3 separate regions of the Homo sapiens genome follow, and regions 1 and 3 are each linked to region 2. A link is an interaction called in ENCODE POLR2A ChIA-PET data of the cell type or tissue named here. Cell type or tissue: OCI-LY7. All regions are shown on one strand. Region 1 has its middle 82 kb from the start of METTL2B. Region 2 overlaps METTL2B (methyltransferase 2B, tRNA N3-cytidine). Region 3 overlaps FLNC (filamin C).

Evidence for each region. ChIA-PET counts read pairs that join two places held together with the same protein. Peaks named below come from ENCODE experiments on the same cell type or tissue, not always from the same donor. Only the 100,000 strongest peaks of a DNase experiment are listed, where the experiment ranks them.
Region 1: POLR2A ChIA-PET joins it to region 2 with 6 read pairs; 3 of 35 experiments call an interaction of 5 or more read pairs at or near these places.
Region 3: POLR2A ChIA-PET joins it to region 2 with 5 read pairs; 1 of 35 experiments calls an interaction of 5 or more read pairs at or near these places.

What each region holds. Positions count from the first base shown.
Region 1 is chr7:128,554,339-128,562,338 of GRCh38, reverse strand. No RefSeq gene overlaps it. Among named protein-coding and RNA genes, the nearest start is that of METTL2B, 82 kb to the right of the region's middle. In OCI-LY7, no CTCF peak of the experiment used is centred here; no DNase peak of the experiment used is centred here.
Region 2 is chr7:128,503,946-128,511,945 of GRCh38, reverse strand. It overlaps METTL2B (methyltransferase 2B, tRNA N3-cytidine), which reads right to left. Exons shown (of 9, transcript NM_018396.3): 9 at 5,344-8,000. Among named protein-coding and RNA genes, the nearest start is that of METTL2B, 31 kb to the right of the region's middle. RefSeq lists an enhancer at 5,081-5,170. In OCI-LY7, no CTCF peak of the experiment used is centred here; DNase peaks (open chromatin) are centred at 3,845, 4,355 and 4,945; H3K4me3 peaks cover 1,932 bases; H3K27ac peaks cover 4,230 bases.
Region 3 is chr7:128,837,890-128,845,889 of GRCh38, reverse strand. FLNC (filamin C) reads right to left here. Exons shown (of 48, transcript NM_001458.5): 6 at 7,826-7,903; 7 at 7,461-7,623; 8 at 7,087-7,287; 9 at 5,730-5,867; 10 at 5,216-5,342; 11 at 4,920-5,056; 12 at 4,527-4,720; 13 at 4,323-4,436; 14 at 3,516-3,659; 15 at 3,192-3,315; 16 at 2,936-3,096; 17 at 2,571-2,661; 18 at 2,313-2,482; 19 at 1,977-2,094; 2 more. Among named protein-coding and RNA genes, the nearest start is that of FLNC, 11 kb to the right of the region's middle. RefSeq lists an enhancer at 2,947-3,451 and a silencer at 3,628-3,677. In OCI-LY7, CTCF peaks have their summits at 3,512 (motif pointing left) and 3,711 (motif pointing left); a DNase peak (open chromatin) is centred at 3,739.

The sequences.
Region 1 (8,000 bases), 50 kb before region 2:
TTTTCCTCCTCTTTTCTAGTTTTCCTAAAACCATAAATTGAATGGTAAATTCATACTCTTGTACATTAAATGCTTCTTTGTCCACATTATTTAAGTTTAACTATGTGGCATTTTATCTTATTTTCTTAGTAAAATAGTCTGTTACTTGTCATTTGCTATATAATAGCTATCTGGGAGAATGCTTACTAATATCCATATCACTTGGGAGGGAAAATTATCCTTTAAAAGAGCCACCCACAGACTCAAAAAAAAAAAAAACCAGGAAATTTTTTTAATTTACTAGTTTAAATTTCTTAATTTCACAAATTTAAAGAAATTTAACTAGTCTGATTTGTTAAATCAAAACTAATTTTGATAAGATCTCTCCATAAAAGTTCTATTGTCTATGACAACATTTAAACTACCTCCCGTCTCCTGCTGATAATAATTTTCTAAGTAAAAAAATCAAATGGACAGTTTAGAAGATGAACAAGAGTCAAGTTTCTTGTTTTTAAAAGAGTACAGTTTGCAAAAATAAAACATGTTTCTAATATACTTAAAATGTACTTTTTTTTCTAGGGGGATCTTAAAAAATACTTTAGTTACAAGCCTAGAGAAAATTCTGTGGATAAATTATAAATCCATGAACACTGAGGTTAAGATGCAAATGTTGACTACCAGCCCTTTAGCACCACGAAGGAGGCTCATATAAACTAAGAAAAATTTGTAGAGACCATAGGTTAATCTTTCACTCCTGTAAATGTTTAAATGTCAACATTTACTGAGTTTCTGAAGTTTTCATTTCCTCCTTAGACCAAATTGGCTGCTTAAAAGGGACTGAGAACAGAAGACAAAAGTTAAGCCTGCCTAGGTATAAAGAAGCATAGCTGCCAACAAAGTCAAACTCCAGTAAAGAAGATAACGCCATTTAAAAAAACTAAAGGTCTCTATGCTTTTTATTTTAGTCACTAGTAGTACTACCTTTTCACACCATACCAGAGTCAAAATAGCAATCAAAATAGTTTGACTCCCAGAGACCTTACAACATTCCTAGAAGTGAAACAGATGTGAAATCTGTTAAGTTCTTACTTGATGTGTATAAACAGAAGAGTTCTAGGTCAAGTGAAAAAAAGTTTACCTTTTTTTTTTCTTTTGAGACAGAGTTTTGCTCTTTTGCCCAGGCTGCAGTACAATGGCACAATCTCGGCTCACCGCAACCTCCACCTCCTGGGTTCAAGTGATTCTCCTGCCTCAGCCTCCCTAAGTGCTGGGATTACAGATGTGACTCACTGCGCCCCGCCAAAAAAAAAAACCCACTTTCAATAAGTGACAAAACACTGTAAATAAATGTGTTTACAGGATGATTATTTAAAGAACAATGACCCAAACTAGGTCTGTATGTATCAACATCTACCTGGTAGATCTCCAAAATCATCTGCTGAGCGGAAAATGAGCTATTACAGTTCTCATTATTATAAAAGTATGCAAACATTCTTTATATAACTGGAAATTAATCATTAAAGAAAAAACAAATCCTAAGAGAAAACAGTACAATTCCAATACACATAGAAGCAATAGCCATATGCAACTACTATATATTTCATTATGGGGCCTATAATCTATGTTTTTAGCTTTCTCTTTATGCTAAAAAGTTCTCTTTTATCGAGAACAAATTCAATATTTAAATTACAGACAGAAACTAGAAGCTCTGTACAAAATCCTGGAGCACATTCACAGTAAAGAAAACAAAGAAATAGAAAAATGAGAACAAAAATATAAAAATCAACATAATCTAGATTTAAAATACCAAAGAGGTACGTAACCTTGAAGAAAATTCAGTGACCAATAAGTTTAGTTTTGTGGCTTCTTCTGTTGTGAAGAGACTATTACTTCACATATGAGGAAAAAAAAGAAAAAAAATCCCACTGCCATCTCCAGTAGAAACTGTATAACAAAATTCCTACTGGAACTGGTGTAAGATGATGCAGGAGTCAACATTCCAGTTCTGGTTCTTGACTGTGGCACAAGCGTTAACAAGTTTACTATAAAGAACTAAGCAGACATCACTAATATGGCCTTCCTTCAAGGCCCAGAAGTTAAGATAGCAACTTTAAGTTCATATCACCAATGACTACCTCCTACATACACACACGTCCTAGCACTGGTTCCAGGTTCTACCTATCTGCCTGGAGAAGACAGTTCGGAGAGCTTTCCACCAAGCCATAGCAATCTCATCTGTGACCTACCAATTCCAAAAATTACACTACTAACCTATAATCACATGATGGCAGTACATTTGGTATAACCCACATATGACTCTCAGCTAGATAACTGTTACTTATGACTCTAAATTACATATTTCCAAGGTACAGGCTCATGGTTCAGAGTTAAACTAACTTACAATTTAAATAGACACTGACTTGGATTAAAGTGTATTGACTGGGTGCGGAGGCTCACACCTGTAATCCCAGCACTTCGGGAGGCCGAGGCAGGAGGATCACTTGAGCCCAGGAGTTTGAGACCAGCCTGAGCAACATGGCAAAACCCCATCTCTACAAAAATAAATAAATAATTAGCCAGGCATGATGGCATGCACCCGTAGTCCCAGCTACTAAGGAGGCTGAGGTAGGAAGATCAATTGAGCCCAAGAGATAGAGGTTGCAGTGAGCCCTGATCGCACCACTGCACTCCAGCCTGGAATTGGTATAATAATAAGATGCAGGAGTCAACATTCCACCCAACATTCTGGGTGACACAGCAAGAATATGTCTCAAAAAAATTTGAAAACAAAGTGTATTAAAAGCATTTTTTAAATGGTGTCTCAAAAATAAAAACAAAAAATAGAAAAAAAGAAGAAAAAAACAACTGGTGTCTTGAGCTGCATGTGGTGGCTCATGCCTGTAATCCCAACACTTCGGGAGTCTAAGGCGGGAGGACCACTTGAGGCCAGGACTTCAAGACAGCTTGAGCAATGCGGTGAGACCCGGTCTCCACTAAAAAAAAAAAAAAAAAAAAAAAAAAAAAAAAAAAAAAGCTGGGTATGGTAGTGCATGACTGTAGTCTTCACTTCTTGCAAGGCTGAGTTGTGAGGATCACTTAAGTCCAGGAGTTTGAGGCAGCAATGAGCTAGCAGTGAGCTATGACTGCACCACTGCACTTTAGTCTGGGCAAGAGAGCAAGATCCTGCCTCTAAAACAAAATTTTAAAATGAGAAATAAAACTGGCATTTTGACATATCAGCTGTGAGGTGCATCACAAGAAATCCTGACAGTGTTTTTTCTTGTGAGTGACATACTTTTAAAATAAAATCACGGCCAGGCAGAGTGGCTCACACCTGTAATTCCAACACTCTGGGAGGCTGAGTCAAGTGGATCACTTGAGGTCAGGAGCTCGAGACCTGGGCAGCACAACAACACCCTGTCTCTACTAAGACTTCCAAAATTAGCCAGGCATGGTGGCGCACGCCTGTAGTCCCAGCTATTCAGGTGGCTAAGGAAGAAGAATCACTTGAAACTGCGAGGCGGAGGTTGCAGTAAGCCAAGATCACGCCACTATACTCCAGCCTGGGTGACAGAGTGAGACTCAGTCTCAAAATAATAAATAATAAAATAGACTCAAAATTAGCACTATATACATACATTTTTTAAAGATAAGGTCTCGCTCTGTCGCCCAGGCTCAGTGCAGTGGTGCCATCACAGCTCACTGGCAGCCTCAACCTCCCAGGCTCAAGCAATCCTCCCACCTCCCAAGTAGCTGAGACTACAAGTTCATGCTGCCATGCCCGGCTTTTTTAAATTTAATTTTTTGGTAGAGGTGGGGTCCTACTATGTTGCCCTGGCTGGTCTCAAACTCCTGGGCTCTACAGATCCACCCACCTTGGCCTCCCAAAGTGCAGAGATTATAGGCATGAGCCACCATGCCCTGCCTAAAAAATTAATCTCATTTACTTGCATTTCCTCCTGACTAGGAACACATGGGATGGTCCAAGGGTATGATCAACAGAGAACAGTTGGTCCTGACAGTTTAAAGTCAAATAGGTGTGGGACTAAATCTCTGAACCACTGTATGAAACTGGGCAAATCACTGAAGTTCTATTAGCTCTTCTTGAAATCTGTGGATTTCAAGAGTAAAAACCACCTACTTTATGGATGTTTCAAGGATTAAATAAAACAGTACTATATGTTGGGGATGAGGGTAATACAGTGCCTGAAATATAGTTGGTGCTCAATGAAGATTATTAGTTACTTCTTTTCCCCTATATGGGAGTCCTGCATGGACCATCCTTAACATGAAATTTTAACCAACCAACCAGTTTCAACCACCCTATGAACTACCAAGCATGTATTACAACAAAATAACTTGCCACTCATGGGGGCCAAATTATTCAACAAGTCACAATATTTAAGATATAACTGGCCGAGCGTGGTGGCTCACGCCTATAATCCCAGCACTTTGGGAGGCTGAGGCGGGTGGATCACCTGAGGTCGGGAGTTCCGGACCAGCCTGACCAACATGGAGAAACCCCATCTCTACTAAAAATACAAAAAAAAAAAAAAAAAATCAGCTGGGGTGGTGGCACATGCCTGTAATCCCAGCTACTCCGGAGGCTGAGGCAGGAGAATCGCTTGAACCTGGGAGGGGGAGGCTGCAGTGAGCTGAGATCACGCCATTACACTCCAGCCTGGGCAACAAGAGGGAAACTCTGTCTCAAAAAAAAAAAAAAAAAAAAAGATATAACTAGGCCAGGTGCTGTGGCTCATGCCTGTAATCCCAGCACTTTGGGAGACTGGGGCAGGAGGATCACATGAGACCAGGAGTTTAAGAGCAGCCTGGCCAACATGGCAAAACCCCATCTCTCCTAAAAACACAAAAATTAGCCAGGCATGGTGGCACACGTCCATAATCCCAGCAACTAGGGTGGCTGAGGCATGAGAATCACCTGAACCCGGGAGGCAGAGGTTGCAGTGGGCTGAGATTGTGCAACAGCACTCCAGCCTAAGTGACAGAGTGAGACTCTGTCTCAAAAAAAAAAAAAAAAAAGTTATCACTAAAAAGTAAAAGCTTTGAACCACTCATCTAAATAAAAAATGTTAAGCCAGGCCCGGTGCGGTGGCTCACACCTGTAATTCCAGCACTTTGGGAGGCCAAGGCGGGCGGATCACAGGGTCAGGAGATCAAGACTATCCTGGCTAACACAGTGAAACCCCGTCTCTACTAAAAATAGAAAAATTAGCCAGGCGTGGCGGCATGTGCCTGTAGTCCCAGCTGCTGGGGAGGCTGAGGCAGGAGAATGGCGTGAACCTGGGAGGCGGAGCTTGCCGTGAGCCAAGATCGCGCCACAGCACTCCAGCCTGGGCGAGAGAGCAAGACTCCGTCTCAAAAAAAAAAAAAAAAGTTAAGCCAAAGCCGGAAACTGAGGCCCTACATTTATTTCTCCTTTCAATTTCCATTAGATTATAAATTTTATGAGGGCACGGGTCAATGTTTTTATTTACTACTATATCCCTAGCACAGTATCTACTACATAGATGTTTATAAAGACATGCTTATGAACAAATTAATGTTCTTTAATCCTCTGCACCTGAATGCCTTCATCCATGAAACAAGAATATAAAATAATTTCTTCTGTTCTTGGGGAATGTTTTAACATTGCACATTATTTGATGCTATTATAAATGATTTGCTTTTTTTTTTTTTGCTTTTACTTCAACTGCCAATTGTTCATTGCTAGTATGAGAAATACAACTAGATCTTCCAAATTGATTTATATTCTAGCTAAACTTAAATTCTAGTAGCTTTTTTATAGCTTACTTAGGGCTTTCTATGTGTACAATCATGACATCTAAAGAATAAATAGTTTTACTTTTACTTTGTAATCTGTAAGATTATTCCTTTTACTTGTCTTATTTCATTGGCTAGGACCTTTGGAACGTTTAATAGAGGTTGCGAAAACAATTATCATTGACTTGTTTGGAGTATTATATAGAAAGCATTCATTCTTTTACCATAAGTATGATGTTACTTATATATTTTTCATAAATGCCTTTTATCAGATTAAAGAAGTTCCCTTCTATTCCTAGTTAGCTGAGAGCTTTTATCACAAATAGTGTTAAAAGTTTGTCAAATGCTTTTTGGGTAACTATTACAAAGCCACTTAGCTTTTCTCCTTTATTCTATTAATATGGTGAATTACAATGAATTCTAATGCTAAATCAACTTTGCAACTGGGATAATCCAATTAGTTATGTTTTTATTCACTGCTAGATTCAATTTTCTAATATTTTGTTAATTATTTCTGTATATATATTGAGGGATACTGAGCTACAGTTTTCTTTTTTCCTAATGTCTTGGTCTGGTTTGGTATCAAGGTAATGCTGGCCTCATAAATGTCTTGTGAAATTTGTTAAAAAAAAAAAAATTGGTATTTTTTCCTTAAATGTTTGATAGAATTTACCAACAAAGCCATGTAGGTCTGGATTCTTCTTTTTAGGAAGACTTTGTTTGATTGTTTGTTTGTGACAGTGATTGTGCCACTGCATTCCAGCCTCAACCTCCTGGGTTCAGGCAGTCCTCCCAACTCAGTCTCTCAAGTAGCTGGGACCACAGGCGTGCACCACCACACCTGACTAATTTTTATTCATTTATATTTTTTGTAGAGATGAGTCTCGCTATATTGCCCAGGCTGGTCTCAAACTCCTGGGCTCAAGTGATCCTCCTGCCTTAGCTTCCCAAAGTGCTAGGACTAGAGCCATGAGTCACCGTGCCTGGCTTTGTGGGAAGATTTTTAATCCAATTTCTGTAATAAATATGGGGTTATTCAGATTCTCATTCTTTCTTTCTTTTTTTTTTTCATTTGTTTTTTCTTCCAGTATTTTTGTATTTTAGTATTTTTGTATTTTGCTATATTGCCCAGGCTGGTCTCAAACTCCTAGACTCAAGCAATCCGCCCACCTTGGCCAACCAGAGTGCTGGGATTACAGGAGTGAGCCACCTCACCCGGCCTTGTTTTCTATCTCATTTACTTTAGCTCTTTATTATTTCTCTTCTATTTAGATTTCTCTTTCTATTAAGGCAGAATGTTAGGTCACTGATTTTAGACCTTTCTTTTAAAGCTGAAGTTTCCTTCTAAAGCACTGTATTAGCTGTATCCCACAAATTTTGATATACTGTGTTTTCATTTTCATTTAATTACAAATATTTTCTTTTTTTTCTTTTGAGACGGAGTCTTGCTTTGTCACCCAGGCTGGAGTGCAGTGGCGCGATCTTGGCTCACTGCAAGTTCCGCCTCCCAGGTTCACACCATTCTCCTGCCTCAGCCTCCCGAGTAGCTGGGACTACAGGCACCTGCCACCACGCCCGGCTAATTTTTTGTATATTTAGTAGAGATGGGGTTTCACCATGTTAGCCAGGATGGTCTCGATCTCCTGACCTCGTGATCCGCCCACCTCGGCCTCCCAAAGTGCTGGGATTACAGGCATGAGCCACCGCGCCCGGCCCACAAATATTTTCTAGTATCTCACAAATTTTGATATATTGTGTTTTCATTTTCATTTAGTTATGAATATTTTCTAATTTCCTTTGTGAGTTCTTTGACCCAAAGGTTATTTTGAAGTATGTTATTTCACTTTCAAATATTTGGAGACTTTCCAGGTATCTTTTTCATTTCTAATTTAATTCCATTGTAGTCAGAGTAGACACTACGTTTCAATCCTTTTAAATTTGTTGAAATGTGTTTTGTAGCCCAGCATATGGTCTATTTTGGTAAATGTTCCATGTGCACTTGAAAAGAATGTGGGCAGAGTGTTCTGTAAATGTCAATTAAGTATAGTCCATTGAGAGTACTGTCCAAATCTTCTATAACCTTACTGATTTTTTGCCTGCTTGTTCTATCAGTTATTGAGGAAGAATGTTGCAATTTCCAAATGTAATTGTGGATTTGTCTATTTCTCCTTTCAACTGTCAGTTTTTGCTTCCACTCTGTTACTGGATGCATATACATTTAGGACCGCTGTGTCTTCTCA
Region 2 (8,000 bases):
TTGGTGCGATGGGGCATCTCGGAACGGGACGGCTTGACAGAAACCTCCCTTGGTGCCATCCAATCTCTGGGCTCAGTTGTATTCTGAACAATCAACTTCTGATCTAAATTCAGTTTCTCAAGTAGCTTCCCTTCCTGGGGAGATCCCCTCAGCTTGTCAGTTACGTTTCAGATTACAGATCAATAATCTTGCTTTAGGAGCACGATTAGTGGCGTGGGGAAAAAGAAGAGCAAAATAATCTTGCTGTATAATCCAGACCCTTGTGAGCGGGGCTGACCTCACAGCTTTAACAGTTCCTAAATGAACTGAGAAGAATCCAGACCCTGCACACGAGGGTTGATTGGAAGCCGGCAATCATTCTCACTCATTTCTCCGCACCTAATGCACTTGGGTAGTACTAGGGCTGAGTGTGGTGGCTCAGGCCTGTAATCCAAGCACTTTGGGAGGCCAAGGCAGGAGGATCACTTGAGGCCAGGGGTTTGAGACCAGCATGGCCAGCATGGCCAAACCCTGTCTCTACAAAAAATACAAAAAAATTAGCCAAGTGTGGTAGCGCATGCCTGTAATCCCAGCTACTAGGGAGGCTGAGGCACGAGAATTGCTTGAACCCAGGAGGTTGAGGCTGCAGTGAGCTGAGATTGCACCACTGCACTCCAGCCTGGGTGACAGAGCGAGACTCTGTCTGAAAAAAAAAAAATGTGCTTGAGGCAGATACATTCATTACGAGAGTGAGCAATGGTACCAAGCTTAAGATTCATGATGCAGCGTTCCCCACACTGGGTGGGTGGAGAATCCACCATGAGCCTCAGGCCTTTGCACTGGCTGTTCCTTCCACAGAGAAGATGTTCCATGAGAGATGTGACCTTCTCCAGGAGGCCTTCCTTGTCCCCACTCCCAACCTCAGAGTGTGCCTTTTTCCTGATCCCTGCCACCTCTCTATTTTCCCTAGCTTGCTTGGTTCTTCCTGGCACATGCCCACGTGTTAGAGGATTTATGGGTTTATTGTTGGAATCTCCTCGTCCAAATTTGACAGCTCCAGGAAAGGTGTGACTGATGTGTTCACTCCTGTTTCCAGACCTAGTGCTCCAAGTCTTTGGCCCCAAAGGCATCCAACTGGAACTTAAGGTATTGTTTTGTTTTCATTGTATTGATCTTTAAAATACATTTTTATTTTTATTTATTTATTTATTTTTAAATAGAGATGGGGCCTCACTATCTTGCCCAGGCTTGCCTCAAACTCCTCAAATGGTTTAAGCCACCCTGGGTTCAAGTGATCCTCACACCTCGGCCCCCCAAAGCGTTAAGATTACAGGGGTTAGCCACTGCACATGGCCCAAAAATACTTTTAGTTCATGGCAACTAATACTTACTTTACCTTTATAGCAGTGATTTTTAAAAAATCCCTTAAAAATAAATTTAAGGCCGGGCACAGTGGCTCACGCTTGTAATCCCAGCACTTCGGGAGGCTGAGGTGGGCAGATCACAAGATCAAGAGATTGAGACCATCCTGGCCAACATGGTGAAACCCTGTCTCTACTAAAAATACAAAAAATTAGCCGGGCGTGGTGGCACGCACCTGTAGTCCCAGCTACTCTAGAGGCTGAGGCAGGAGAATCACTTGAACTGGGAGGCGGAGGTTGCAGTGAGCCGAGATCATGCTACTGCACTCCAGCCTGGGTGACAAGAGCAAGACTCCATCTCAAAAAATAATAATAAAAACAAATAAATAAACACATTTAAGTAAAAATATAAATTTTTTTAAAAAAATTCTGTTTTTTGAGATAGAGTCCCACTCTGTCACTCAGGCTGGAGTGCAGTGGCACAATCTCACTGCAACCTCCGCCTCCTGGGTTCAAGTGATTCTCCTGCCTCAGCCTCCTGAGTAGCTGGGACTACAGGCAAGCACCACCACCCCCAGCTGATTTTTGTATATTTTTTTTTTTTAGTAGAGATGGGGTTTCACTGTGTTGGCCAGGCTGGTCTGGCCTCAGGTGATATGCCTGCTTTGGCCTCCAAAGTGCTGGGATTACAGGTGTGAGCCACTGCGCCTGGCCAAAAATATAATGTAAAAGGATTCCATAATGGTCTACTCGGATATCAATATTTGGGAAGATGAAATAAACCAGCTGAAGTCTAGGAAATCATGCTCTTACGGATGCCTTTTTGGGGATTCTGCCTGCCATTGTGGGAACTGGCTGCCTAGACACACACACACGCACATGCTGCACACCCATTTTACAGAGACATCAAACCTCAGGAGCTTGGTTACAGCTGCCTCCCACAAGTGCACTAAGGAGCAGAGAAGTGGTCCTTAAAGAGGCTGCAGGAGTGAGGGCAACCGGGCAACCACACACCTCCCAGCGTGGGGTCCAGGAGGCGCCCTGTGCCCTTCTACTGTTGTTTTTTGTTTAAGCCACCTTGAGCTGTTGATAGTTGCAACCTTGTATGATTTTGTTTTTAAGTTAAATACAAACTGTGTATCCGGGGTGTCTGTGCAGTGGTAGGGGGCAGTGGGCAGGGTAGGAAGAAGCTATTCAGGCATTCAGTCCCCACTTACTGGGCACTGACCATGGGCCAGGGGCTTTGGTAGTCTGCTGTGTTTAGAATACAACGGTCCCCCAAGAAATTCACAATTTATTTATTTATTTATTTATTTGAGATGGAGTCTCACTCTTGTCACTCAGACTGGAACACAATGGCTTGATCTCGGCTCACTGTAACCTCCACCTTCCAGGTTGAAGCTGTTCTCCTGCCTCAGTCTCCCGAGTAGCTGGGATTACAGATGCGCGTCACTATGCCCAGCTAATTTTTGTATTTTCAGTAGAGATGGGGTTTCACCATGGTGTCCAGGCTGGTCTTGAACTCCTGACCTCAGGTGATCTGCCTGCTTTGGACCCCCAAAGTACTGGGATTACAGGTGTGACCCACCGTGCCTGGCCTTTTTTATTATTTTTTGAGGCAGAGTTTTGCTCTTGTCACTCAGGCTGGAGTGCAATGGCAGGATCTCAGCTCATTGTAACCTCCGCCTCCCGGGTTCAAGTGATTCTCTTGCCCCAGCTTCCCAAGTAGCTGGGATTACAGGCACTCACCATCACACCTGGCTAATTTTCAGTAGAGACAGGGTTTCACCATGTTGGCCAGGCTGGTCTCGAATTCCTGACCTCAAGGTATCCACCTGTCTTGGCCTCCAAAGGGATTACAGGCATGAGCCACCGCACCGTGTCAGAAACTCATAATTTAATGAGCTCGATTGAATGTCGGCCTTAATCGCCCACAAAAATTGAGGGGTAATCAGAAGCAAGGCTGAAGAGGGTGACAGGGGCTTGTCAGTAGCAGGGCTCTTCAGGGCCCTCGCCATTCTGCTCACCCTTGGAGGGTTTCTCAAGTGTGCCACTGCTGATAAATGTTCCTCCCTCCCTCCTTTCCTTCTTTTTTTTTTTCTTTCCTTCTTCCCTTTCTCTCTCTTTTTTTTTTGAAGGAGTCTCATTCTGTCACCCAGGCTGAAGTGCAGTGGCGTGATCTTGGCTCACTGAAACCTCAGCCTCCTGGGTTCAAGCGATTCTCCTGCCTCGGCTCCCCCAGTAGCTGGGATTACAGGCATGGGTCACCACACTCGGCTACTTTTCTTTTTCTTTCTTACCTTTCCTTCGTTCTCTCTCCCTCTCTCCTTCCTTCTTTCCTTTCTATCTCTCTCTCTTTTCTTTTCTTTTTTGAGACAGAGTCTTGCTGTGTCACCCAGCAGTGGTGTGATCACAGCTCACTGAAGCCTTGAACTTCTGGGCTCAAGCGATCCTCTCACCTCAGCCACCTGAGTAGCTAGGACTACACACAGGCACCACCACGCCTGGCTAATTTTTTATTTTTTTGTATGAACAGGATGCTGCTATGTTACCCAGGCTGGTGTTGAACTCCTGGACTCAAGCGATCCTCCCATCTTGGCCTCCCAAAGTGCTGGGATTACAGGTGTGAGCCATCACACCTGGCTATAACATTAAATTTTAATGGCAAAATCCAAATTCAGAGAATGGAAGTAGAGAATGAATGAATGAAGGCAGTGTGAGGCTCATCTGTGGGTAAAGATGCCAAGCTTGAGGCTGGAGTCAAGGCTACGGTGTCTCAGGGTCCCCAGTGGGGTATTAAATCGGACTGTGGTGATTTGTCCTGAAACCTGGTCATGGAGTGTGTTTCACTGGCTACAGAGACAATGTCCAACCTTGAGCCAAGACACTTATTTAAATAAAATGAAGCAGTCATGATGCAATGTTTCAGTGTTTTCACCTGGGAAATTCACCATGAGCACTTCTTCTACCTCTTAACCAGGGTTCCCAAATCACAACCTGTAGACCAAATTAGGAAGCACGCACAAATCTGCAATGCATCAACGCAGCCAGGCTCTGAAAATAGCAGCTGCAGCCACAAACCAAAGAACAGGCCTTTGTGAACAGACTGAAAGAAACTGCTTGTCCTGAGCTCATCTTTTAAGCCACAGACAGAACTCCTTACTCCTACTAAAGTATGTATTTAAGCAAAGATAGGAATCAATTACATCCAAGTAGGATGGCTTAGCACGTTAGATTTTCCCTTTCTCACTAAGTTTCCAAGGCCTAATTTTCCAACCAGAACCCAAGAGAATATGAACTTATATGAAAAGAAGTGGCCGACCCATTGTACATAGGTTTGATAGCATTAACAGAGGCCAGGCTCTACATGAATCCTGCAAGACCGGGAGATGAATCCCTTTCACAGTGCAAAACCCACTTTCAGGGTGATCGCTGCCTTCAGGAACATGGTTTCACTCCAATAGCTCCAGTGCATCTGTCTCAAACTGTCTCTCATTTTTCAAACAACATTGAATTTATCTCCTCACCCTAATTAACACTACTTAGGAAGGTAAATCAGTTTCAGAAACACTTCTCTGTTAGATTCACATTGAAACCACACAACTTCCTGAGCAGCTTCACACCTGGAGCCACCTTCCAGCCCCACATAGCACCTTTCTTTTTTTTTTTTTTTTTTTTTTGAGATGGAGTCTTGCTCTGTCACCCAGGCTGGAGGGCAATCTCTGCTCACTGCAACCTCCGCCTCCCGGGTTCAAGCAATTCTTCTACCTCAGCCTCCCCAGTAGCTGGGATTACAGGCTCCCACCACCATGCCTGGCTAAATTTTTTTTATTTTTAGTAGAGATGGGTTCTGCCATGTTGGCCAGGCTGGTCTCAAACTCCTGACCTCAGGTGATCCGCCTGCCACAGCCTCCCAAAGTGCTGGGATTACAAGCGTGAGCCACCACGCCCGACCCACCATTCTTGCATTAAGCATATTAAGAGATACCATTCAGAGCCAGACTGATAGTTGAGACAGTATTTATTTTTTAAGTGGCACTGAGGTCATATACTTTAATCCCTCCCAACACATGTAACAGTCCTCTGCCCATCATTAGCGATTCTGAGGATGAAACGTTATGCAAAGTCCCTTACAGAGTCAAATTTGGCCTGAGAGATAAAAAGTCGAGCTTAGCAGATGGCAGGGAATAAAAGGGAGCAGGGGCAGGAGAAGGCTCGTCTTTTTAATCTAAGCCAAAGCCCAAACCAGGTGCCAGAAAGATAAAATAAAAACTGTGCCTATAGTTTTGCAATGCTTTAGGGATGCTGAAGGACAGTCTTTAGAGAATCATTTAAATTAATGTATCTATTCTTCATTTCAAAAGATAAATGAAATACCATCCCAGTGATTCAGTTTTTTCCAGTTTTAAGTAAATACGGTAATGGAAAAGATGGGAGCTCTCTTCCTCCCTTCATTCTTTGCTCCCACCTCTGAAAACCCATTAAGTGGGGCCAGTCACGGTGGCTCATCCCAGCACTTTGGGAGGCCGAGGTGGGAGGATTGCTTGAGCTCAGGAGCTCAAGACCAGCCTGGGACACATGGTGAAACCCTGTCTCTACAAAAAATACAAAAATTAGGCTTGGTGGCACATGCCTGTAGTCCCATCTACTTGGGAGGCTGGGGTGGGAGAATCACTTGAGCATGGGAGGTCGAGGCTGCAGTAAGCAGTAAGCAGTGATCGTGCTGCTGCACTCCAGCCTGGGTGAGCCTGTCTCAAAAACAACAACAAATAACCCCACAAGAAACTCAAATACCCATGGGTCCATATTGAGACAAGTAAATCAGATATGAGAAAGCTTTTCTGTACAAAATACCAACCAATCAGTGTAGAAGGAATGGAAGGATCAGAAACCACTATTTGGCAACTATCATAGTTATTCAGACAAAAAACAGCAATAGATACTGAAACTAGGGGGTAGAAGTTTGATGAGGAACAGGATATTTAGTCTCAAAGCACTTCCCTACAAAATACTTATTAACTTTACAGTGGCAGAACCTGGCAGACAACACAACTAAGTGACATCACCAATAATGGGGAAATTCATAATCATGTGTCGCCTGATACGATCCTATGGGAGGAACACAGCATCACCTCTGAATATTCCTGCCCAAAATGCAGAGCCTGAACCAAATCATGAAGAAACACCAACAAACCCAATTCGAGTTTACACAATAGCCTCTTACCTTAAAATGCAAAGGTGCAAAAGCAAGCCTAAACTGTAGACTGAAGGAGACTGAGACACAACTAATAAATTCAATACAATTATTTATTTTTTACATTTTTTTTGTTTTTTTATTTTGAGACGGAGTCTCACTGTTGCCCAGGCTGGAGTGCAATGGTGCGATCTCGGCTCACTGCAACCTCCGCCTCCCAGGTTCAAATGATTCTCTAGACTCAGCCTCCCAGATAGCTGGGATTACAGGCGCCCACCACCATGCCCAGCTAATTTTTTTTTTTTTTTTTTTTTGAGACGGAGTTTCACTCTTGTTGCCCAGGCTGGAGTGCAATGGCGCCATCTCGGCTCACTGCAACCTCTGCCTCCCAGATTCAAGTGATTCTCCTGCCTCAGCCTTCCAAGTAGATGGGGTTACAGGCATGCGCCATCACACCTGGCTATTTTGTATTTTTAGTAGAGACGGGGTTTCTCCATGTTGGTCAGGCTGGTCTCGAACTCCCGACCTCAGGTGATCCACCTGCCTCGGTCTCTCAAAGTGCTGGGATTACAGGTGTGAGCCACCATGCCTGGTCTGTATTGTTAGCAGAGATGGGGTTTCATTAAGTTGGCCAGGCTGGTCTCGAACTCCTGACCTCAAATGATCCGCCCACCTCGGCCTCCCAAAGTGCTGGGATTACAGGCGTGAGCCACTGCACCCGGCCTATGTTTAACATTTTTTAAAAAGTCAGGGTCTTGGCCGGGCGTGGTGGCTCACGCCTGTAATCCCAGCACTTTGGGAGGCTGAGGCGGGCAGATCACCTGAGGTCGGGAGTTCGAGATCAGCCTGACCAACATGGAGAAACCTTGTCTCTACTAAAAATACAAAAAATTTAGCTGGGAATGGTGCTGCATGCCTGTAATTCCAGCTACTTGGGAGGCTGAGGCAGGAGAATCACTTAAACTTGGGAGGTGGAGATTGCAGTGAGCCGAGATCGTGCCATTGTACTCCAGCCTGGGCAACAAGAGCGAAACTCCATCTCAAAAAAAAAAAAAAAAAAAGTCAGGGTCTTGCTACATTACCCAGCCTGGTCTTGAACTCCTGGCCTCAAGTCATCCTCCTGCCTTGGGCTCCCAAAATGCTAAGATTACAGGAGCCACTGTGCCCAGCCAACATAATCATGTTTTTGTGTGACAAAGCTATTATTGGGACTACTGGGTAAACATGAATGGTTAGTGGCTGGCATTAATGTTTCCATGTATTCCTACTTGTGATGGATATATTTGGTAATATATTTGCTGATGTTGGGACATCAGAAAAAAATGGACTATTCTTGCAGTATTCCTATATAAATTTATTATTCCAAAATTTAGAAAAACATCAACAAGGTGAAAGCTAGGCATCTTTGTTTTTGAGATGCAGTTTCGCTCTTGTCGCCCAGGCTGGAGTGCAATGGCACCATCTCA
Region 3 (8,000 bases), 330 kb before region 2:
TTCCCCTCCTCTTCCCCTCCTCTCACCCTCCTCTCCCCCTCCTCTCCCACTCCCCAACTCCCAGGCTGCTCCTCTAATCGGAGCCTGGGCCCCACACCCTCCCCTGCACCTCTGTGAGCTCCAGCCTCTGCCTTCACTCCCTTCTCCATGTAGTGACATTCTCTGTTCACTTGAGTCACCCACCAGGCTGTGGGCCTGGGTCTTGCATCCCTCTGCCGTGGCCCATGCCTAGCCAGGGTCTGGCCCCTGGCAGATGGCCCATTCCCACTTACTGTCTTCTGACTCTTGTCATCCTCTACCCCAAAGCTTTCCCCGTGCCCCCGTCCAGAGCAGAGTTTTAGCTTTTTGGATCAGGGTACCCCTTAAGCACATGAAAGAAGAGATCTCTCCAGAAAAACGCCCAGAGGCAGGTGCAGTTTTGCCACAAGAGCAGAGGCCAATCTCCACCCCCGGTCTTCCCCTCCACTCCTTCTCTGGGGTTTCTGGGCCAGTAAGGACTCTGGGGCTGCTCCGAGAGCCCTCCCTTCACCCCAGGTTGCTCTTCCAGCTCTCAGCTCTTCTTCCCTCCCTCCCACGGACTACCCAGCTCCTGCACCTGCCACTTGACCTTTCTTGGCTCCTCCTGTCCACTCACCGTGTGGCTCAACACCAGGCCCTGAGACCTTGACGCCACTGGTATCGACCGCAGGCTGCACATGGACACGGGTGGGGAATTTGGGCACGGGATGCCCGCCATACTTGATGGTAATGGTGTAGGTGCCAGGGAAGGCAGGGCTGTAGGTGATGTGGTAGGTGCCATCCGCGTTGTTGTGGATCAGCACCTCGGCCTTGACCCCGGCATCCGACAGGATCTCAATGGTCAGCTCCGCCTCGCCTGCCTCTGAGCAGTCCACAGTGAAGGTGGCTGCCTCACCGACCTTGCCGCGCTCCAGGCCCGGTCCACTGGCCCGCACCTTGCTCGGGTCAAACACAGGCCGAATGGTGGCTTTGAAGGGCGAGCCAGGGATGTGGGCCTCAGCAAACAGGATGTTGATGGTGTACTCGCCAGGCTCCGTGGGCAGGTAGCTGACAGCACATGAGCCATCACCATTGTCCTGGCACTCGATCTTGGCCTCGCAGGGGCCCTCTACGGTCAGCCCCAGGCCACCTGTGCCAGCCCCCTTGGTGTCGATGGAGAATGGCGCGGGGGTGCCTACCAGTCCACCCTTGAGACCCGGGCCATAAGCACAGACCTAGGGGAAGAGGCAGGTTGTGGGTTCCCTGCACCTGGCCTCCTCATCCCAGCCTTCATGGCCCCCACCCAACTCATCACCTCCAACTGTGGCTGCTACTGTGGACTGAGTGCTTATAACAATCCCAGGTGATGACATTGAGGCAGCGAGATGAAGCAATTTGCCCCAGTTAGTGGACCTGGGATTCAAGCCCAGGTGTGACTCCAAGGCCAGGCTCTTAATAGCTAAGTTGTCTCCAAGGCAGGTGGTGGGGTGGGGCTGGCCTCAGCCCCACACCCTTGGCTGTGCCCACTCCAGGCACATAAGTCCCTCTGGCCTCTGCCCCCTATGACTCATCTATCTTCCCAACAAGTCCCCAACTCCCAGCCCCAACCAGCTCCTATCTCCTCACCTTGGAGGGATCAGGGGGCAGGACACCCTCCACAGCAAACGGGCTGCCAGGCACCGGGTGACCATCGTAGGTGATATCCACCTTGTAGGGCCCCTCCTCCGGGGGCATGTAGCGCACAGCCTGGGCTTCCGCTCCACCGCCTGGCTCCAGCTTGCAGGGGATGGGCCGGCGAGAGGGCGAAGTCATCCGCACATCCAGTTGGCCCTGACCGCCAGCCCCTCGTGTGTTCACAGAGAATGCTTGTTCCTGTCCCACAGCCACCTCTGCGTGGAGGGCAAGTGACACCATGAGGAGACTCCGGTCCACCCTACCCGAATACCCCTCACTCCCAGGGTGGCTCTTGCCCCACTTACTGCTATTAAGGCCCTGAACTTTGATTTTGCTGAGGTCCAGCGGGGGTGCCACATTCACCACAAAGGGGCTCTTGGGGACAGGGTCCCCGCCATAAGTCACTGTCACTGCCATGTTGCCCTGTTGGGTACAATGGTAGGTCAGAACTGGATATAAGGCAAGGTCCTACAACATCCTGGTGGTGAATATGGGCTCTGAAGCTCAGATCCACCATGAGAGTGAGGGCAGGAGGCAGGAAAGGCGTGGAGGATCCAGAACTGGTCCCATGGGACTGGAGGAGGGAGACCCAGGGCTCTGGCGGGCCGGCCGGGCGGTAGCATGGGAGGGGCAGAGCGCACCTGCTGGACAGCGGTGTACTTGACAGTGTAGGAGTAGTCATGGTTGTCTATGATCTCAAAGTCCCGCACAACCTCGCCCTTGGCTGTCCCTGCAAACTGCACATCCAGCTTGGCCTTGCCGGCTCCCTTGGTCAGCACCGTGAAGTGGGTGGGCTTCCCGACTTCCACACCTGAGGACCCACCCAGAGATGTGGTGAGGGCCTGGCAGCCACCTAACCCCAACCTCGAGCCAGTCCCAGCCCCTGCCCAGACACTCACCTGTGCGATTCAGCCCAGGGCCCTCGGCCTTGACTTTGCTGGCATCGTGGGATGGGTCCACCTTGATGTGGAAGGGGCTGGCGGGGATCTCCTGGATGTGGAGGAGGCTCAGTCAGGGCTCTCGAGGGGAACACACCCCTGCTCTCAGCTAGATGCTGGCTCAGGACACACCCAGGGGACCCAGCATGGACAGGGGCAGCCTCCAAAAGGGCCCCCTTTGCTTCCTCTGAGGCACCCTGCCTCACACAGGTAGGGCTCCACCATGTCTGCGGAATCATCCCTCCCTGTTCCCAGTGACAGCATCTCCAGCTGCCTTCTGGAGCTGGCAGGTGCATGTCGCTGTGAGTACCCAGGAGCTTAGGTACCTGGTTGGCAAACAGCACCATGATGGTGTAGCGGCCCGCCCCTGGTGGCGTGTACTTGACGGTGAAGGTGTCGTTGTCATTCTTGATGATGTCGAAGTCAATGTCAGCCTCTGCAGGGCCCACCACGCCTGGGGCGCACTTGATGCCGATGCTCACGTCGCCTGCAGAGAAGCGGGCACTGCTGTGAGTTGGGCTCAGCCCCCGACTCGACTCACCCCCGCCCCCTCCCAGACCCACCCCTTCCGGCTGGGCGCACCTTGCCCCGCCTCGCTGCAGTCCACCGTGAAGTAGGTGGGCTCATTGGCCTTGAGGCCTGTCTTCTCCACTCCGGGGCCGTACACCTTTACCCGCTCGGGGTGGCTGCCCTCGCCCACGTTCACCTGCGGGAGGGGTCGCAGCTCAGCGTGGTGCCCTCCCTCAAGGCTCATCCTCCTGCCCAGCGCACCCGGCCCAGCCTCAGTGGCACCAGCCCAAGCCTCAGTCCCAGCCTGAGCCCAGGGACAACAGGGACTCCAGCGAGGGTTCCGCCCTCCCTCAGGGACCCCTGGTGGTGGGCACGGGGCAGGCCGGGAGGACGCACCCGGAAGGGGCTCTTGGGCACGTTTACGCCTCCCCAGGAGATGATGATGGTGTGCTTAATGGGCTTGGTGGGCACGTAGGAGCAGCGGAAGGTGCCGTCGCCGTTGGGGATCACCTTGATGTCGATGGGACAGCCGTCGGCGTCCTGTGGGCATCACCCAAGCAAAGTTCATAGCTGTGGCCTCTGCAGAGCGCCCTCTGCTGGCCGCAGGTGAACCCAGCGCCTCCTTTCCCACCCCCAACACTGGCACTCCCGCCCCCACACCAGCCACTGAGGCCACCAGAGCCCAGGGCCACGTGCTCTGGCGGCCAGAGCCCACCCTGGGAGCCTGACTCAAGGCCATCTGTATGGCTTGCTCTCCCAGCCTAGGTTTCCTCAACTCTGAAATGTGTTGGACAGGAAGAGTGTGGGCTAAATTTATGTTCCTAAAACTGAATCATGAGCCTTTCAAAGAAGAATCACCCTCTTAGATCCTCAAGAATATGTTCATTAACCTCTAGGGGTCAATGGACACCAGTCTGAGAAACTGACTTGGGAAACCAGTGTCTTATTCAATGAAACAATCTTTCAATTACAAATTAGCACAAAAATGACTCTTTGGTAAAATACGTTTTTAGGTTATCATCGTTAAGAAAACACAAAATTTAAAATTTTCCATGGTACTGATGGGCCCATGAGTATCAGTCCTGCCTGATCTTCTGTGATGCTGTCATTTCCTGCTGGGAGGCCTCTGCCTCTGGCCTGGCCCTGCCTTCCAGGGTCCCTGCCATGGGTAGTAAGGGCAGCAGAGACTGGACAATGACCTACCTGGGCATAGAGCTTCAGGTCTCCCTTGCCAGCTGCACGAGCATCAATGGTGAACTCAGCGGGCTTGTCCACGATGCAGCCGGTAGGCTCCAGGCCAGGCCCAAAGGCCTTCACCTGTGCGGAGGGAAGAAGGCTGAGTTGGGGAGGGGAGGAGAACCAGCTTGCCCCACCCCCGGGGCAGGTGTGTGTGAGCTGGGACCACACCTTATCTGGGAAGCAGTCAGGTGGGGCGGGCAGGATGTGGGCAATGAAGGGTGAGTCTCGGATGTCCTCATCGTCACAGATGACGTGCACAGCGTACTCCCCAGGCTCCGTGGGCCAGTACCGCACATCGCAGGAGCCATCCCCCTTGTCGTCACATTCGATCTTGGCTTGTGAGGGCCCCTCGATGGAGAAGCCTGGGGCAAGGTGGGGGAGGGTCGGGGATCCAGCATCAGGCAAGACCCTTCCGTCCCCCAGCTCCCCTCTAGCTGCCCTCATGTCCTATCTCCCTGCTCACCCCAGCGCTCCCCAGCATGCGCACTGCACCCATTACCCACAGTGTCCCCTGCTGCCCTCCCCCGCAGCACTCCCTCCTCCTGCCCCCCAGCCACTTACCCAGTGTCCCCACCTCGGTGCCAATGGCTTCCACCACAAAATCGGCTGACTTGCCCACCTGGCCAGTCTCCAAACCAGGACCCCAGGCCCGGACCTTTTGCACTCCTGCCTCTGGGCTCACCTGTACCTCAAAGGGGCTGGGCAGAGAGGGAGCTGGTGTCCATGCCAGGAAGTGCCCCCCAAAGTCCCTCGCAGCCCAAACTCCATCTCCCCTCAAACTCCCTCGCAGCCCAGTGCCCCTCGTCCCTCCCTGTGATGGCCTAGACAGGACAGCATGGGGGGCGCAAGGTACTCACCTGCGAGGGATGGCGTAGCCGCCCCACGTGATGGTCACCACATACTTCCCAGGCACCACCGGGTAGTACTCGCACTCGAACACACCATCCCCAGCCTCCCGCACCTTCACTGGCTCCTCTGTGCCCTCTGAGGAGATGGGGGCAGGGTGGGGAAGAAGGCAGATCAATATCCTTGAAGTCCCAGCTCCTCAATCCCCTCAAGGAGCCATTGGGACCCCGACCCAGCCCGAGGGCAGTGCTGTAGTGAGCAGTGCTGCAACTCAGGGCAGGGAACACTTGTCATCCCTGTGCATAACACCCCGTATAGCACTTAGGGTGGAGAGAATCATTCCTGGCTTGTAGACCAAGAAACTGAGGCAGAGAGGAGACAATGAGCCTGAGATTCTGGGGTGCCTCTGGTCACTGTGGAGCTGTGGTGCTGGCTGTCACTGCCCTCTGGGAGTCAGAACCACTGGCCATACTTCCCTTATGATCCCCCAGCCCCACCCTCACGACCCTGGGCTCTGGCACTCACTTGGCCCCTTGACCGTGACCTTGAGCTCCCCGCTGCCGGCACCCTTGGTAAACACCTTGAAGTCAGCCACCTCTTTCACGCGAACACCCTTGGGCTGCAGGCCTCGCCCAGAGGCGCGGCAGGCGTTGGGGTTACAGGCTAGGGGAGGAAGAGAAAGGAGGTTGGGGGTGCTGAGGGGCCTTGGACCACTAGCCCCCACCTCCCTGTGCACAGTCCTTCTAACCCCTCCCAGGCACAGGCAGTGGCCCACGGCCCTGCTCTGGAGCCCTTTGTGTCCCCAGCACAACCGGGGCTGCCGGGCTGGAGCTGGCTACAGGCCCCAGATCAGGCAGGTTACAAGAAAGTTTCCGAGCCAGTGCCACTGGGGAAATGCATGGCAGAGCCTGGGCTGAGAGTGGGCTCAGAGAGACAGGGAAGGCCCCTTTACCCAGCCCAAGGCCATCCATCTAGAGCCCTCTGGGCCTCTCAGGGCACCAAAGCAACCTTAGGATCTAAGTCATGCCACAAAACATCCAGCAATGCCACAGAACAAGGGCTACTTCATAGAACTCGAAGCCTGCCATACAACACAGGCAACGTGTGGACATCAGCCTACCACAGACCGTGGCCAGTGGCAATGAGCCCAGGCCTTGCTATGGAACACAGGCAAAGGAATGGGAATCTCAGCCTGCCACAGAATCCAGAAAAATGGCATGGGACCCACAGGTGCTACGAAACAGGACACGACACATATTCCAGGACTACCATGACCATAGGCGATGGCACTGCCCAAGGGGTACCACGGAACACAGGCAATGGCTCAGAGCCCAGATTTCATCATAGAAATCACCAGGCAAGTGGCAAAGACACTAGACCTGCCACAGAACACAGACAACGGCATGGAACCTGGGGCCTGCCACAGAATGCCAAGGAAGGGGGGGCGATTCCACACGGCCCGGGCCATGCCACACAGCACAGGTGAGGCCAGTCAGCTGCGGCCATGCCTGGCCCCGCCTCCACTGGAGAGCATTAATGTGGCATCACTCTCGGCCTGGTGGACGATGGGCACTGAGTGCAGGGAGAGAACAAGTGGGGCAGTCACCACCTGAGGGCTTGGCATGCAGGCAGTACTCCCTAGATATGCCCCCACCCATACAGCCCCGTCACTTCCGCTCAGCCCTCCCAGGGTGGCACATGTTCTGGGACCCTTCACTGTGGCCTCCCAGCTGTGCTCTTAGGAACTCCAGCCACCTTGGGGGTGGGATGGAGGACTCAGGGAGGGGGTCTCTGCAGACCCCCGCCCCAGCTCTTCCTCCTGCCCCTTGCAAGCCTCTGGCTTTGGTAAGGGCTACCGTGGGGAGCAGTGAAGGGCCCTTACCTTCCGACACATGGACAGGGAAGGGACTGCGGGTGATGGGGGCACCCGCAAAGGCCACATGCACGGTATGTGGCCCCTCCATGGCAGGTCTGTATGTGCAGCGGAACGTGCTGTCACCCTTGTCCTCCAGGGCCACCTCCACTGTGTCCCGCCGGCCCTGTGGGTCCACGATCACCACAGCAACATCGCCAGTGCCGGCCCCTGCCGAAAACAGAGGCTGTCAGCACCACTCTGGACACACACAGCTGCCCCGGTGCCCTCACCCTGAGGCTGCCCACCCTCTGGCTGGCATCCCTGTCCCAGCCTCCCCCCACCCCCACACAGCCCCACATGGTCAGGGGCTTTCCACCTGCACCCCCTGGGGCCCGTCCTACCCGCAGTGTAGATGTCAAAGTAGGTGGGTTTGTTGGCCACATTGCCCACAGGTTCCAGGCCAGGGCCACGGGCTGACACCTTGTTGGCATCTCCCAGGGCCATGCCCACGTTCACCTCAAAGGGACTGCGTTCAATGTTCTGGCCAGCAAAGAGCACGGTCACCTAGGGGTCAGAGGTCAAAGGTTAGCTTCTAGGGGAGAGCAGTCCTGAGAGGGGGCAGAGGGGCACAGCCAGGCCAAGGAGGGTGAGAGGCGGGCAGCTGGGGCTCTGGGCAGGCGCGAGGTACAGGCTGAGAGAGGGGTCCATGCAGCCGGAACCAAGGATGTGAAGAGCAGCGCAGGCAGGGGGGCCTAGAGGGAGATACCTTGTGTAACCCAGCGACCTTGGGCACATAGGAGACAGCATAGGTGCGATCCTTGTCATTGTTGGGAACCACCTTAGCCTATTAGGAAGGAAAAAGATTGGAAGCCTCTCCAATGACCATAGCCCCTCCTGACCCCACAGTGCCTTATGCACCCCAGCCCCACTCAGCCCCCATG